Regions from separate parts of the Homo sapiens genome. Here regions 1, 2 and 3 are each linked to region 4. Evidence: chromatin contacts called from ENCODE Hi-C or POLR2A ChIA-PET data. All regions are on one chromosome and are shown on one strand. Each heading gives the region's core, a stretch centred on a gene start or an enhancer-like site at or near the end of the contact. The rest is flanking DNA. Distances are from core to core; before and after follow the strand shown.

Region 1 (4,104 bases), core at 1,605-4,104, 260 kb after region 4:
TTACCCTCGATCACCTTCTCATGGACCTTAGGGGTTAGAGCTTCAACAGAAGACTTTGTGGGGAGTACATTACAGTCTCTGCAGGCCTTGGACATGGTGACAATTTTATTCCAGTCTAACTGTAGATTAAATTAAACTCCATGTTAATCTGCAGCATGTTTTCTTTCTTGCTTGTGTGATACTAGAACATTTTCCTGGTAAGTCAGGAAACCCTTAGAGCTGTTTGACCTTTGAGAAGCCTGGATGGAGTAACTGCTTTTGACAGGGGGATGGCAGTTGTGATGGTCCTGGGAGGATGTTTCTGTTGTCATAGATTATTTGGGGAAGCATTGTGGAATTATTTGAGGACTTCTGAGGTCGAGGGAATCCTATCTGTTTAACAGTAATTCATCTTATCTACCTTTTGTGACTCCCAGCCATTTTTTATTCTTGACGTGTAATAGAATAGAAAGACCCTGCAGGGTCACCAGATAGGGCTTCCTACAGCCAGAGGTGACTTGTTTGTGAATAGGATTTATTGACGTTCTTTCTTATAGAGTGATATTGTTCCCTGCTAGAGAAAGGCTTCATGTGTTTTCTAAATCTTCGAATTCTGTGATATGTGTATTTAAGTAGCTTTAATTACTATCAGATTTATTGTAATGGACTAGGGTAGTTTTGCTGTGCTTGTGAATGTCTTAGATCTGATTTCCCTCAAATTTAGAGGGCCCTTTACTTAGCTTTTGGAAATAACCTGTTATTACTTGAGCCACTTTAAATGTTTAGAGTCCTGTATGGTATATCTTTAAAAGCCAGAAGAGTGATTACTAGATATGCTTCTGGGAAATTACCCTACAGTTCATAAATCCCTTAATTTACAATTTGATTTTTAAGCTCACCTGCTGCCAAATCTCATCTATCCTTTTAGCTTCCTCTATAGGCTTTAAAATGTTTCTGTAGAGTCCCAGATTTAGCTTCTTCATAATTTCTTTCCCAAGGATGATAAAAACAGTACAAGTCTATCGTTCAAGGAGGTGTGGGGATGAGGAGAGAAACATGAGCTATTTTATAATATATTATAAAATATATATATATAATTTTTCTACAACAAACTATAATATAAAATATATAAATATTTTATAATATTTTATATTCGCCAGTGACATCCCATTCTTGATTATAAACCGGCAAGGCCAAACCTGTACCCTGCCATTGACATCCAAGGAGAGCTGTCTCTTGTGTTTCATGGTAACTTATGCCCCGCATGCTTTCAGACCCCGTAGCTTCTCTCCCTGACCTGTTACTAGTGTTCTTGCTTCATTTATGCTTTGGAGCTAATGGCTGGTTCAGCTCTTTCTGTGTATACACAGAAAGGTTGTCTTCCTGTGTGATCTGCCCTGCCCTTGTCATCTGGGTAATCCTTAACTGAGTCCCTGTTTTCTTTCTGCAGTTAGGTGGGTGCCTGTTCATGCTTGGTACTGCCATCTTGGTGACGGGGAAGGCCACGTGTGGAGGCTCCCAGGCTAGCTTCTGGTGGTCTCTGAAGTGGTAGTCTGCTTTTAGCTTTCCATGGCTCTCAAAGTTATGCTGCCATGTGTTACATGAAGGCAGTCCAAGGTCTCCATTTTGCAATCATTTAACTGTCTTTTATATTTAATCAATTTATTTAACTGTTTGTTTTTATTTTTTCTGTTGCCCAGGCTGTAGTGCAGTGACACGATCTCAGCTCACTGCAGCTTGCGTGCACCGCCCCCAGCAACCCTCCCACCTCAGCCGCCTGAGTGGATGGGACTATAGGCACGTGTCACCGCCTGGATGATTTTTAAATGTTTTGGTAGAGATGGGGTGTCACTGTATTGCCCAGGCTGGAACACTGTTATTTTTGATAGTCTGCTTCCATCCCATGTGATTGGGGTTTTCACCAAGGGACCCATGCTTTTGAATGCTTATTTGAAAAATAGCATCTTGCCTCCTTTGAGAGTGAATTTAGAAGAATGCATCTAGAGTGATCTGTTCCCTAGGGGCTCCCCCAGCAGTGTACCCTCCATGAGATGACTTTGTTCCTAGTGTCATTTGAAAGGGCCTTCCAGTTTGCTCAGTTGGAAAGTGTTACAGAGTTTTAAAGGGTGAGCTGGAAGGCTCTCAGCTGGCACTTTCTGAATCCCTCTGAGGAAAATGTTGGCAAACTCTTCACTCTGCCTGAACTCTTTTTATAAATGGAGAAGCCAGGAGTTGGGAAACTACCACACAAAGTGAGGTCGAACCCTCTGTGGAAACGTGTCATTATCCTAGCTAAGACAGTGGACTATTTTATGGTAATATGATGGTATGGACCCCCTCCCACCCTTTGATGTTTTGATGTTTCAGAGAGCCCTTCAGTTCATCTTCCTGCTACCAAAAATAGAAGTGTGTAGTGCAGCAATTTACAGTGTATTTCTATTTTTAACTGGAGAGACTTTTTTCCTAGAGATGCACATGGCTTTTAGTTTCCTTCTTTGACAACTTAAATGAGGAGGGCGGTGCTTGAGTGCTTTATTCAACAGGTGTCCCACCTTCTAAGGAAAGTCCACTTTTTTCACCCCCTGCCTCCTGCCCTTCCCTGTTTCAGAGAACAAGTTTCCACAGTAAGGAGGAGGAACTTGCCTTTGATTTATTCTCATATTTGTTGTCATCTGTCCACTTGCATTTCAGTCTGATGAGAAACCCAATGTGAGTGCGCCATGGAGCTCGAGAGGTTTCCATGCTCCTGAGCTGTCTGACTGCAGAGCCTATAGCCACTTCTGCCTAGTCCCCAGAGAAGCCTAGATATGGAGAAGAACCCAACAGTGCTTGTTGGTGTGGGGTTCTCTATCCGTTCATCGCCGCACTGCCGCACACTCAGGTCAAGCAGGGACGTCCTTCTTAGCTCTGTCCACGTTGTGCAGCCCATGCTTGGTGCTTCTAGCCTTCTGGGGTCTCCCTTTATGGACGAATTCCAAGGGAATAGGTTAAGATTGCCATCAAGTGGCTGTTCTTGGTAGTGGATGTTGACATCCCTGCTGGCCGATTTCTTAGCCCCTCTGTGAGAAACTCTGTGCAAGGGATTGCCTGTCCTTTTGTGGGGGTAGGCAGTTGTTGACAGAGCTCAGGTCATCTCTGGGAACGCAAGCTGGGCCTTCTCATGTGTGCTCTGTAAAACTGAAGGAAGACTGGGTTGTCCTTGGATCCATGAATACAGACCATCAGAGATTTCCTGGAGAGAATGGCTGGGCATCTACCCTCCTGCCAGCTCAGGTCCAGTAGGCCGCAGTCCTCCAGCTCTGCTAGTGGAAATTGTTGAAGGATCACACTGTCATCCCTGTAAGTATGTCCCAGGGTCCCACCAAGGGTTCAGAAAACCGACAAACTTGATACCACCATCTGTTTGGTTTGTTGTTTTCCGTCTCAGAAAATGGGATACTAATTTTTTTTCCTCAGAGGTGGTATTCTTACGATGAATGCAGTTGATTTATTTCAGGTTCTTAGTGCCTGGAAGAATGTAAACATTTAAAAGGGCGATCATTATTGAGGTTGTAGATATACAGTACCCCGTGACTTCCTATTTGTGCTGTAGCTTTGTCATGAAGCAGGACACCTAAGGGACGGTTTTCAAGTTGGTTTGCCCCCTTCTAGGTTCTGAATGCCAATGTCTTGTAATCAGGCCTCACCCTAGGGCTTGGCGAGCTGAGACTGCTGCGGCCCTGACAAGCATGGAAGGAAGGATTGCCTCTCTAGTTTTCCCCAGCAAGGCATCCTCAGTGGTGTTGGTGAAAGCTGCCCTGTAGGCGTAGTCGGTGTTAGGTTTGTATAGGAGGGGTACCCCACAGACTATTGGGTTCTGAAGTCTCTGAGGAGCCCTAGCAGAGAGTTTCAGAGCCAGCATGTGGCATGTAATGGAGGCTAGATCTGTGCCAGCTGGGTCAGTGGGGAGGCCTGAGACAGACAGAGGGGAGAAAGTGACTGTGGGAGAGCATCCGATGGGAACAAGCTCTAAGTTAGGGTCAACAAAAGAAAATTCTTAAGGCCTATCTATTTTAGGCAGCTTTTTAGAAATGATAAAGGCTGTGTTATGCAACCATTCACTTTGCAATCTGTCAAATCATATTA
Region 2 (3,955 bases), core at 850-3,349, 310 kb after region 4:
TGTTTCTTGGGATCTAAAATAGCTGGATTGTATATTCCTAGATGTTTTCCATACAAGAACTTTGGGGTGTAATGAGTTGGAGGGGTGAGATGGTATTACTAATAGCGTTGATAGACCTACTTTCTGTAAATAGTGGCTGGGTTCTTAACTGGCACCAGATTTTAGTGCAGGTCCTAAAAATTGGCTAATACTAGTGCTTGTCATAATTTAGCATTCCTTTTTTTCCCCTTAGGGGTGATCCCACAGCTGGAGTGTAAAGACTCGCTATTGCCATCTATTGGTGCATGCTGGCTACTTCATAAGATTTGCAGTGGGTGGGGAAATTGCCTGGGATCCCTTTTCTATTTGTTACCCTTTAAATGAAGAAAATTTCTGTTAGTGAACTTACTGCATGAGAGGGAGGACATGTAAGATGCCAGAGCCCACTCTGGTCCTTCTGGGACTTAGAGGACACTCTGAGTGCCGCCTTTGTGCTTTGGTCTGTCGTGTGCTGAATGGATGGTTAGGACCTCACCTACCGCACAACTCCATCTGGTATGATATTTCTGGTGGGAAGTTTCTGCAGCTATCTTAGAAGCATTCCACTGGATTTTCTTTATTTATTTATTTTTATTTTATTTTATTTTATTTTTGAGATGGAGTTTTGCTCTTGTTGCCCAGCCTGGAGTGCAATGGCACGGTCTCGGCTCACTGCAACCTCCACCTCCTGGGTTCAAGTGATTCTCCTGCCTCAGCCTCCTGAGTATCTGGGATTACAGGCGCCTGCTACCACGCCCAGCTAATTTTTATATTTTTAGTAGAGACCATGTTAGTCAGGCTGGTCTCAAACTCCTGACCTCAGGTGATCCCCCACGCCTGGCCTGGATTTTTATTTTTTAATAAGCTGTATAGCATTGTAGAATACAATTTCTTCTTATATTTCTCTTGCATTTTGAAAAAAAAAAAAGGAAGTAAAACAGGATTCTCGCCTCACAGGGTCATTCCCTTTGCCTTTCCAAACATGCCCATTGCCAGGAGAGTTCTGGCAATTTGCAGTTGGGTGTTGAGTAATCTAAAATTGAGAGACTGCTAGGGTTTTTGTTGAAATGATATTTTAAAAACTAAATAGGGAATCCCATCGAGAGATAGTAGAAAGGCAAATTAACATTTTAACTCGCTCTTCTAGGCTTTTAAAACTGAATGTACTTAGATAATTTGTTCACTCCTTGTAACTACAACAGCCTATTAGAAATTATTTTGGCCAGATCCTGGCTGGATTCTGTAGCTACTTGCATGTGTTACTCTGACTCTTACTGTCTTTATGTAGTCCCTTCTGCCTTAAGATCTATCTGCTTTTTGCTTGAGACTGTCCTGAGACCAGCAGTCTTTGACGAGAAGAGTATTTGTGGCTCTTCCCTCCTGGGCTTGGAGTTGTATCCCTCATAACAACGGGGTTATGCCGTGTGGGGATGGCGGCGCAGACAGCCTTCCATAGGTGGTAAACTATAACTGTGTCATTTGTGACTGACAGAACAAAAGGGCTTTGTTGCCACTTTAATTGTTGATTAATGATGATCCCTCTCAAATTTGACACGGTTGCTTTCTAGAACACAAAAGAAGTCAATGTCAGATGTTTCCTTGATCATGACAGTCATGATTTTCAGGCAGTCTTGGTTCTCTGACATTTCAGGATGCCATAGAAGATTTCAAGAAACATAATTGAATAATTTTATTAATTGAATAAAAAACTGTACTGCATATTACTTTTCATACTGTTTGTGCAGGATGTCACCAGCTACCTGAGATTTATATGCACCAAGTCATGTTTTATTTGGGAAAAAGTTCATATCTTGTAGATATTTAGTGCTATTATCTTCGATTTTTTAATTTTTTTCCTCCTCTTTCCTACCCCCCTAATCCTTCCCTGGAATTAAAAAAAAAAAAGATTCACCTTTCTCTCTGATGCCTGTTTTCCACTTTAGTATTCCAAGGGAGTGAAGTGTCTGCGAGCAAGAATGGTGTCTTCCTGATGTGGTGGTGATGTTTGGATTTGCAAGGCTTGCCTTGTCCTTGGGCTGGCTTCTTCATGGATAGAGCTGATGAATATATTTTTAAGTAGTTATGTCAGCGTTCCTAAGGGTGACTCACAGTTCTGAAGTAAGTTAACGTGTTGCCTAAATGAGTTACTCCTCATTGGAAGGGCTAAGTGGAAGGAAATGCAGATTACAGATTGTATTGCTACTATTTAATCTTTAAGGGAGTAGGGGAGTGGATTTTTGGAATTGTGATATCTTTCTAAAATATATATGAATGAATTTTTCACCTTCCCCTCCACCTTCTAAAGTGCTAGGTGGTAGTACTAGCACTTTAAAAGTCAGTATATTTTGCTGTTTTACTGGCAGTTAGAAAGTTGGCGCTAGAAATCTTTAGCAATACTGACAGTTTGGAGATTTAGATTTTACTTCTCCAAAATAATCAGGACTTTTCATCTACTCTTACGAAATGATAGATCCAAAAGATTTATTACAGAAATTACTACATTCAGGTACCACTTGTTTTTTTAAGAGGAGGTCAAAGATCACAGAAGCTTGGAGCTAGAGAGAGCCTTAGCTTCCCTTTTTAAAATAGTCCTTAAAAAAACCACCTAAGAAAAAAAGACCCAGCTTGCCCTAGGTGACAAGTTAGGTGAACTAAACTCAGGTTTTGTGACACCACTACTCTTTTGCTTGTACCACTGACCAAGCAAAACATCATAATGTTTCATCTTGAGGGGAATTCAACTAACAAAAGATTTCTTTACGCAAATTCCGGCTATGGCAAATGTTTATTCTAAATAGCTTCCTATGTAACTTAATTAAGACAAGTGCTGCAAATATTTAATATCCTGCGGTTTTTTGCATAAACAAAGTGTTCCATCAGTTTATGTGTAAAGCAAGAAATGAGGCTGTGGACCACTAGGGCTCCATCTCCAGAAGTACCATAAAGCAGGCATTCTGCGTAGGATAACTCTGCTTACAGAGCCAGCTGACCTCCCGTTTTGTCATTGTGTGATGCCCTCCCATTCTGGTAAATCAAACCCTGACCGTTTAAAACTGTGGGAACTGGGTGGACCTTGCGCTTAGAAGGATATGGTCTATGCTAGTGCCTCTCATTACAGAGTTTGCTATGAATTGGTCTCTGCTAGCCTCTGGGTTCACTTGAGGATGTGTTTATTTTCTCTTTACTGTTCAGGATGTTTACAACCATTCTGTGTGGTTTGCTCGCAACCGCACTTGCATTTGAATTTGGTGGGCAGCTTGCCCTGGGTAGAGGGTATCCCTTGCCCGACCCCCCACAACCTCCAGTGCGCACACACACGGGCACACTCTTGTTTCTTTGAGTGGCTGCCAGGTTTGTAGTGTGTGTGTCTGGGGGGCGAATGGAGTGGGTAATTATTTTGGGGATGGAAACACAGGAAATTTTTTTTTTTTTTGAATAGGCCTTTCAGCAAGTTGGCAAAGCTTCAGGGCCAGCTCCCACACCGGCACAAAGAGCGCAGCCATGCCGGTCATTTTGCATTTGCCAGACACGAACTGTCTGATTTTTTTTTTTTTTTTTTTTTTGAATGAACAGACCCTCCCTCCCACCCTTTCCTTGCCCTTTGTTTAGAATTGGGATGTAATCTAAATAATTGGATTTACCAGCTTACGTTTTTAATATTGGAAAATTGAGTTAATAAAATGATGTTTTGGCATGTACTTCCCTCAGCAAGGGAACAGCTGTGCATTCACTTTAAGCCGCCTGGTCCCCCTTGCTCCTGCTTGATCCAGCTGATTTGTGTGTCACGCCATGCCCTTCTTGGGTTTGCAGGCTATCAGAAATCCTGGACAGAAATAGGATTTAATTAACCTGGAAATTGCTGTTGTGCCGCAGTCAGGGCTACCCTAGAGATTGAGTGCACAGATAGCAATAAGCTGGTTAACTCTACACTGTTGAT
Region 3 (4,259 bases), core at 607-3,106, 360 kb after region 4:
ACAGCCGGCCTCTGTCCTCTGAGTTAGTGCAGGAGTTTCAGCTGCTTCCGGGGCTCAGGGTAGAGTCCTTGCAGGGAGCGCCATGTGCTCATGCAGGGCATCCTGCAGGTGTTGACGGGGATCCTCTCCTGTCACCCTTTCCCCACTTTCTCCCTCTTCCCTCTCCTCCTCCTTCCCTGTTCCAGTCTAACCAGCCCAGATGGGTTGACCCATGGCTCCAGATTCTAATTTGGCTCTGACTCTGACCTTCAATGAGACTTGAGATGTGATATTTAACCTTCCTGGGCCCTATTATTCCTTTGGAGCCAGTCTGGCCAACTCCTTATACCAGGGACATTGTGAGAAATAAAAGGAAAATTTTCAAACCCTCAGATCCTATTAGTTAAGTACTCTGAAAATAAGGTCAGTAAAAGCAAATTGTAGATTCCCTTGTGACTGCTTGATACAAGTGATTAGACTGTGACCTTTCATCTTTTCAACTGCATGAAAGATATGGGCCCAGAGGATACTCTGATCTTTCATTTCAAATATGATATGTGGATTTTTTTTTGTTATTGTTCAGCTTAAAAGCATAAATGTGACTGTATTGAAATGTGGAGGAATGTAATTTTTAGGGGGTGCTGCCGAGAAGTGCCTTTGCTCTGCTTGCTATAATGAACTGTGTGGGTGCATGCACCTGTCTTCCAAGTCTAAAACCACTTCCCCTCGTGCGAACTGGGCAATGCCATTTGATAGTGTGTGCGATTTATGGAGTCCCTAGAACCCGAGAGTTAGAACACACCAGTGCGTACTTCACCTAAGCCTTTTTCTTGGTGAGAGGGCTCTGGCCCCGGCCGTTTACTCTCGATTATACCAAATGAGCTGTCTTTGTCATGGAATGCACATGCCTGTATAACATTGCATTGTCATGGGGCTGGGAGTGCCCCTGGGTAATAATTTGGTTGTATGGTAAGGGTCTCACCAAGGAGCAAATGGTGTTTTTCTGTTGCTTTCCTGCAGTAGTACTTCTGCTTACATGCAGTGACAGAAAGTAACAAGTTTAGGATAGTCCAACAGACGAGCTTTATTTCTAGCAAGGGTTTTGAAGTATTAGTTTTCCAAGAGAGTCATGAGCAGGTTTTGTACTTGTGTAGAAATTTGTGTGGTTTGTAAGCCAGGATATTGAACCAGATGTGGCCACATGTGATTCTCATTTCTTACGCTGAGGCTGAGTGTGAGAAGAAAATGATCAACTGGCTAATCCCACTGGTTTTGCAGGACCTTCCATTGAGCTATAGGCTACTGTCACTGAAGAGGTTTTCATATGAAAATGTACAAGCCTTGCAGAAAAATCCTGCCCTAGTAAGATTCAGAGAGGGCCAAGGAATTGAGAATATTCTTTTAAAGTTCTGGAAAATACGGCTATTGAGAAGGAAACATAGAAAATCATATTAGTTTTTAAAAAAGTTAAAGGTTTTCTTCTCATGACATTATTTTGTCATTTGAATTGCACTTGCTGGTGGTGGGGTATTTGTGACTCAGTTACATTGCCTTCAGTGGGAGGAGAGGTTATAGGTACATCTAGATTGCCCAGTGGAACCCAGGCATCTCTTTTAGAGCACATTTGCCTTGGCCTTGGCCTTGGCTAGGAGGCTCCTGCCCATCTGCTGCTGCGGTCAGTGTTTGAGCAGGCTGCTCCTCCCCTTCCATAACTCACTGTCTGTCCAGTGCATTTCGCTTCTGTTTAGGCTCTTTGTTTTTGATTCAAGTTTTAAAGTGCAAATGGACTACCCCCAGCCACCAACTGTTTCTCTCTCTGGGCCTCTGGTTCTGTTTTGAAAGGCTGGCAGAGGCCTCGGCTCAACGGCTCCCTCTCGTGGAGAAGAAGAACTTGCCAGTGAATCTGAGGTTGAACTGAGGACAGCGTCATAATCTTGAACGACTAAAACATTTTTGCTTAGTTAACCAAAAACATCAGAGTCATTTCTCATCTTCTGCTCTGCCTTGGAAGTGCATGTTTCTCCTTTTCATCTGTCATCATACTGAGTTGATTTAAATATTGTGTGTGTCGGTGGTGGGGTGGAGAAAAACCCATAAGGATGGAGGGGAGAGATTTTATATTCTTAAAGCAAGCACACAGAGTGTGGATTGGGTACAGTTTTTAAGATGGAATTTCTGTTATTAAGAACAAAGTCAGGTAGGAACGTTTGATGTCCTGGACTTTCATATCTCTCACCTTATATCCCTTCTGCAAGAAGAATGAGGTATTGTTGCCAGTACTCATCTGGCCGAACGTAACTTGAAAATGCTCTCAACCTTGCCTGTTAAATTGAAACCATTCTCTTATGACTAGGAGGGATTGCTTTAATATCTCATGGCCGTGTGCCTGGGATCACCTGAGATACAGGTGACGGATGGCTGTGGGCCAAGGAGCACACGCTGCAGACACCTCACTTTCTGCAGAGCTGGGTTGGGGGCTGGGGGCAATGGGCTGAGAAGCCAGAAATCCACAACAGAGCTGAGAGAAGGAGTAACTTCAAGCACTTATGTATAAAGCTGCTCAGCTGAAATGTATTGTCATTCAATGGAGGGTCCTGCTGTAGCCCACGTCGGCGCTAATTCTTCAGTGAGTTCAGATGACTTCCTGTGTGTGCTCTTCTGTGGAATCCCTCAGGACGTGCAGCGGTGGCCTTCCTTGTAGTGCACTGGCTGCATAACTGGGGCTGTGTGGTTTTAATTGATACAGAGGTGGGTTGAGGGAGACCTTCGGTAACAAGGTAAGACAATGCCTTCCTCCATTCTTCTGTTTCCTTTTGTACTGATTAAGTGTTGGCTCCTTATAGACAAGTCCAGGCCAGGAAAAGGGGTGTCCTTTTGTTAGATTGGTGGGTCCCAGGTTTCCCCACAATGGTGGTGCTGGCTGGGTTGTTGGTTCTGTTTTATTTCTCCCTTTTAGGACACATGGAGCAGCTTAAGGGGCTTCCTATGTTAGCTTTTCAGCTCCCCTGTGGCCTCTCGTGGTGGGCATAGAACACGGACCCTCTGGGTTTCGAGGAGGAAGATGGCCAGTGACACTTGCCTTTTTCAGTCTTCGTAATTGTTTGAACTTCGCTGGTCTGTGTTGTGGGTGAGATCCATCTAGTCTTTGAGCTTGTTATATGGGCATGCGTGTGTGATATCTGGGTGGATACTGTTGAAGATAACTCCTATAATAAGAAGGAAAATATTGCAACTCATTTCTCTCATAAAGCAAGTTATTTGAATGTATACCTTGCCAATAATTCAGTATTTAGGTTTTCAGAAAGATGTAAACAAGGTGTTCCTTTTGCCATTGAAGATAGTGATATATAGAATTCAGCTGTGTTGAAAATTTACTTCCCTGTAGCATTGCTAGCCATGAACTCAGGTGCCCCCGAGAAGCCAGAATGGATGGAACCAAAGGCCTTACACTCTTATTTGAGATAGAATATGAGAGACATAGCACTCTGGTATTTGGACAGCGGTGTTAGGGAAGGGTAGGGTCCACGGATTTGTGGGAACACTGAGACATCTGAGGCTTTTAAACACTGATTCCCTTTCTTGATCCTCACCAATTAGCACAGAATCTAGAGGGAAGGGATTTACATTATTTTGAAGCTCCCCTAAGGGTTTTAGGGGTGCCAGGTTTGGAAAACACTGAACTAAACCTCAGCAAGTAGTGGTGGCTGATGCCTGAACCTCACAGGAGTTGGGTTATGTCCGGCACCATCTGGAGTTTGCCATTTTGATTAGCGATATACGAAGCCGCACTGTGTCCGTCTCCTTAAGGAGACTCTTGTGCTGGGAGTAGGGCTGAAACAGATTGCACCCCTACAGGTTAAAAGGAGATTGAGCCAACTGTAGAGGTGTTGTCTTTTGCTGTCTGAACCTGAGATAGAGCCCTTCCCCAAGGTCCTGGATTCCCTGAGGCCCATTCCCCCACCCCCACCCAGCCCCACCAGCCTTTGTTGCTGGAAATAAAGATCAGCCCCAGCTGGAGTTTACTGTTTGCTTTTGTTTTTCTAAATGTTTTGTCTTGTTTTGGTTTTAGTGGAAGCATTTGAAAGAACAATTAAAACTAAGAGATTTGCATTCCTCACTATACCTCCTCTTGCAGATTAACAGTACTTACCACGGAATATTTCTGTTTGTCCTTACCCCTGGTTTTATAAATCTGTTTTAAATTTATCATTGCCAGGTGCTTTTTTTCCTCTCCAAAAGGGTTTCGCATTATTTATTCCAGACCGTCTGTCAGTCCCACT
Region 4 (4,249 bases), core at 500-2,999:
CGGAGCTTTCAGGCATCCTTGAAGTCGATAAAATTGTGACCCTAATACATTAAGAAAAATGCCCTAAACCAGCCAAGAGTGAAAATAAACATGACTGAGCAATAAATTATGATCTCCTTCACTCTCCTTCTACCTCCCACATACTTGCGTTTTGCATGGGGAAAAATACAGTCCATATGGAGGCTTTGGCGTGATCAGGACCCACCTCCCGCCCTCTGCACACATGCACGCCCTCCCCCAGGTGACTCCAGGCCCGTGCATCCAGGGGCACTGCATAAACATTAGCTGATGCAGATGGAATGAGCAGATGTCTGCAGTCCCCCCACCCCAGGCTGTGAGGGACAGCCAGTGAGGGTGAAGAGGAGGCGTAGAGGGAAACAGATGCCCTGGTTTCCAGCCCATTTTCCTGGTCCTTAAGTGGCAGTGGTAATGGTGGGAAGAAGCGCTCATTCTGACATTTGATGAACCCCCGCCTCCTTGTGCCTTTTTCTATACCATAGCCCTCAGATCTAGGCAAAATATTGGAGCCAAAGCAGATTGGGGTTCTAATCCTATCCATCCACACGACTAACAAGAAAGCCAGGGCCCAGAGCCTTCAAAAGACTTGACCAACCTCATATACTAGCCTATTGCAGAACCAAAAACAGATTCTAAGTCTTCTCCCTTCTAGACCAGTTCTGCTTTTTCGCATTCTCCTGCTCCCATTGTATGACCCAAGATTAATTATCCAACTTCTCATTAAACAGTATGTGCCAGGCATTGTGGTGGGCATTGGAAACAGTAAGATTCTCCGATAGTGATAATAAAATATTTCTCTGAAGATGCAAAAAAAAAAAAAATTATTCTGAGAGATTGTTGCCAGTTAACATCAAACACCTACTACGTGCCAAGTTCAGTACTATGTGCCAGAAAAGAATAAAATGGATAAGACACTCTTCCTCCTCTCCTTGGGATTCTCCTGGTTTAGACTAGATTCTACTGAGATGGATAAACAGAGAGGAGACTCAGACCATGAATGAACATGGAATAAACACAGATAACAAATAGACATGATTAAATATTTAGATTATGTATTGGCCAGGGGTTAAGTGGATTAATGGAGTGATGAGTTGGGCAGAGTTATGGGATTTCCATGTTTAGACAGAGTGGATTAGGTCGTCTAGTGTATGGAAATGCAAATCGAAACTGCTATAATCAGCATTAACACCCTGTATTCATCTCTAGAGGTGCCTTTCTGTCAAAGGGCGGAAGGAGCAGGACAGACAATGTCTCACCATCTTTATGACATCCTAGTGAGTCAGAGAACCAACACTGTAATTCCCAGGCTCCTGGGGAGGAATCAGATCCAGGGCAGGGAGTGGGAAAGTCAAGAGCCTCTCAAATCTAGTCCTGGCTCCTGTTCACCTCCAGTCCAAATGCCTCCCTGGAACACTTAGGCAATCCAAACAGGCACCAACATGATGATTCATTGTACTACAGCCCTTTTGATCTTTTCCTCAAAGGAAGAGACATTGTGAGTTACCTTGTAATTATTTCTCAAGTCCTTGAAACATGTCTGGGATTCTGTATAGAGCATAAGTTTCTTAAGGGCAGGGACCCATTTTGAATGACCCTAGTCACTTTGCAGCATAACCAGGAAGCCCTGAAGATGCGGCAGCTGTTCTCTACTTTCTTGCTGAATGAGCAAATGCTCTAAAGAGAAGTAACAGAAGAAAAAGATGGTTGTGCCATTGACCAGATGCCGTTCTCGTTGCCCATTCATTTCCTGCCCGCCCTGCACACATCCTGCCCCTAGGAAGCCTGCTCCTGAAACAAGTCTCTACCCGGTCAGTGATTCATTGAGATGTCCCTGAAATCACTTGCTTGACTCCATGTCAACAGAAAGAAAAAGGGGCTATTCATGAATAAGAGTGAGAAGCACCTGAAGGTCTTGCTACTTTGTTTTTATGGAGAGGATTCCATAATCATATTTTCATGGGCATCCCACAGTGTTGCTTGCGAAAAATAAGAGCTTAGGCCTAAGCTCTTGGTTTTGGCTCCAAACGTGAGCTTACTCCCTCCATAACGTTCCTCCCAAACCTGACCCCCATTCACTAGCCAGATAAATGGGAAAGCAAAGTGCTGTGCATGTTTTTTTTTTTTTTTTTTTAATTATTAACCTTTTGTTTCTTCATAGCATCCTGTTGCTTGTGTGCTTTTTGGTTTGGTGGGGGGTTTCAGACAGGGTCTCACTCTGTTGCCCAGGCTGGAGTGCAGTGGTGCGATCTCCACTCACTGCAGCCTTGACCTCTAGGGCTCAAGCAATGCTCCCACCTCAGCCTCCCACATGCCACCATGCCCAGCTAATTTTTTTCTCTTTTTTTTTAGTTTTTTATAAAGACGGGGTCTCCCTATATTGCCCAGGCTGGTCTGAATTTCCTGGGCTCAAGTGATCCTCCTGCCTCGGCCTCCCAAAGTGCTGAGATTACAGGCGTGAGCCACCATGCTCAGCCCATGTTACTTCTTCATAGCATCATCGGACGTCTTGTCTGTCATCTAGGCCTCTATCATGGATGAATGCTAATTTACAAAGCAGTTCTAGGAGTGATAAAATCTGGGCATGGTGGAGTGCGGGGTAGACAGTGGAGAGCGCTGGGTGTGACTCCAGATCCTGATGCTGCATTAGACACATGACAATCTGCATATGTTAAATAGCCTAAATTATCCATTCTACGAGGTATTCACATCTCAGAGCATGACGTAACACTCTCCTAATGCGATGGATCCTCACCTGGGCTTCCTGATTCCTGGGAGGTGACAAAGGTAGTGGTCTGCAAGCTATATATATTTTTTAATTTCTCAAATTAGGAAACCAGGATTTTGTCTCTAATGCCTTCAACTGCCCCACACAACAAATTCTGGTTATTCCATATAATGAATCCCTAAGGGCCTCTTTAAATTTGACCCTCTTCCCATGGATCCTGTGTTTTAAACAGTCCTATCAATAAAAAAAACAAAAACAAAACAACAACGAAAGCAGCATCATGTTAAATGCTATAACGATATACAAGTTTTACTTGTCAGCTAAGATAAAGAAATAAATAAGTGGCATTCTATAATCATAATTTAAGAAGAAATATCACAACCTTCTAATGCAACCCTTCTAATTTACAGGTGAGAGAAGCTGAGACCCTGAGATATTAAATAACCTACCTTTCAACCCAGGCTTTAGTGCCTCACCTCCCAAAGAGGGAACTGTTCTAGTCAATTGCAAAAGTCTATTTCAGCTCCATTCTTTTCACTGCCGCTCCCTTTCCTGTTACCTTCTTTTCCACCATAAATTCTGCCTTATGAAATAAGGTGAGGAACCTACCTCCACTTGCTGGGGACTCACTGTTCCAATCTTACCATGAGTTAGGTTCAGACCAACGCTGCAGATGGTTGCCAGATATGGGCAAATAGGCCCATGGCCTCTCTCCCCACTCCTGCCGCGTCAGTCCTCCCACCACGTCTCTTGTGGGGTGTCCTTGGTTACCACCCTCCCGGAATCTCACTTGAATCTTGACCCTGAGCCATCTGCTCCACCCACCACTCCTTCAGTTCCTGCCTATTCACCTGCCATTTCTCCCAGAGAGATGCTGCATCTTCTGCCTTCATCTCTCCTCCAACCCCCTCTGCCCCTACATCTGATTTTTTCCAAAGCACTAACTTGCCTCTGGTTCATCCTCTTCGAGGTCTTCAAAATGAGTGTATCTGTTACTTCCCTCGTGTGTTGTTTGCTCAGTAAGTGAGAACTAACACAGAGCCCTGCAGTTCTAAGGGAGTCTCAATCCTTGAAAAACTGACTTATATATTGCTGCCTTGGTGCGTCTACACAAGAAACTGTTAGTCCAAAATGGCTTTGGCTTTCATTCACTGTAGGAGAGGGATATTTAAAGGGTAGGTGCTAGAAATTCCTCAAGAGTTAAAATATTCCTTGAAAATACAAACTGGCAGGCTGAATTCATTATTGTGGGTTTTTTTTTTTCTTTTAAAAGCGGACAAACATTTTTCAATACTCGTGTTATGTGCTTTAAACATTGTCCTGACATCTGTTATTTAAAAGCACAATAGGCCTGGAGTGGTGGCTCACTCCTGTAATCCCAGCACATTGGGAGGCTGAGGTGGGTGGATCACTTGAGGTCAGGAGTTCAAGACCAGCCTGGCCAACATGCTGAAACCCCATCTCTACTAAAAATACAAAAGTTAGCTGGGTGTGGTGGCGTGGGCC

What was found. A loop is a pair of places that touch in the nucleus more often than their neighbours do. ChIA-PET counts read pairs that join two places held with the same protein, here RNA polymerase II (POLR2A). Pooled maps may share reads with other maps.
Region 1: a loop to region 4 is called in a map with no recorded cell type, with 2.0 times the contacts of the local background. The contact joins two enhancer-like sites. A Hi-C loop is called at or near these places in 2 of 37 single-sample maps with no recorded cell type and 1 of 50 pooled maps.
Region 2: a loop to region 4 is called in a map of mammary epithelial cell, with 5 times the contacts of the local background. The contact joins two enhancer-like sites. A Hi-C loop is called at or near these places in 1 of 168 maps with a recorded cell type or tissue (mammary epithelial cell) and 2 of 50 pooled maps. POLR2A ChIA-PET finds 5 or more read pairs at or near these places in 2 of 52 experiments (H1 and activated CD4-positive, alpha-beta T cell).
Region 3: a loop to region 4 is called in a pooled map, with 2.1 times the contacts of the local background. The contact joins two enhancer-like sites. A Hi-C loop is called at or near these places in 1 of 50 pooled maps. POLR2A ChIA-PET finds 5 or more read pairs at or near these places in 2 of 52 experiments (Panc1 and activated CD4-positive, alpha-beta T cell).

Annotation. Positions count from the first base shown.
Region 1 is chr6:15,387,527-15,391,630 of GRCh38, forward strand. The region is part of intron 2 of JARID2 (jumonji and AT-rich interaction domain containing 2); the gene reads left to right. Among named protein-coding and RNA genes, the nearest start is that of JARID2-AS1, 140 kb to the left of the region's middle. RefSeq lists enhancers at 1-74, 2,697-3,056. Within about 2 kb of position 2,855, at least 5 of the 41 ENCODE cell types and tissues checked have a DNase peak (open chromatin) inside an H3K27ac peak, as active enhancers do.
Region 2 is chr6:15,441,177-15,445,131 of GRCh38, forward strand. The region is part of intron 3 of JARID2 (jumonji and AT-rich interaction domain containing 2); the gene reads left to right. Among named protein-coding and RNA genes, the nearest start is that of DTNBP1-AS1, 100 kb to the right of the region's middle. RefSeq lists an enhancer at 3,348-3,848. Within about 2 kb of position 2,100, at least 3 of the 41 ENCODE cell types and tissues checked have a DNase peak (open chromatin) inside an H3K27ac peak, as active enhancers do; they include mammary epithelial cell, where a contact is called at or near this core.
Region 3 is chr6:15,489,720-15,493,978 of GRCh38, forward strand. The region is part of intron 6 of JARID2 (jumonji and AT-rich interaction domain containing 2); the gene reads left to right. Among named protein-coding and RNA genes, the nearest start is that of DTNBP1-AS1, 54 kb to the right of the region's middle. RefSeq lists an enhancer at 1,971-2,472. Within about 2 kb of position 1,857, at least 8 of the 41 ENCODE cell types and tissues checked have a DNase peak (open chromatin) inside an H3K27ac peak, as active enhancers do.
Region 4 is chr6:15,131,707-15,135,955 of GRCh38, forward strand. No RefSeq gene overlaps it. Among named protein-coding and RNA genes, the nearest start is that of JARID2-DT, 110 kb to the right of the region's middle. RefSeq lists an enhancer at 717-1,916. Within about 2 kb of position 1,750, at least 5 of the 41 ENCODE cell types and tissues checked have a DNase peak (open chromatin) inside an H3K27ac peak, as active enhancers do; they include mammary epithelial cell, where a contact is called at or near this core.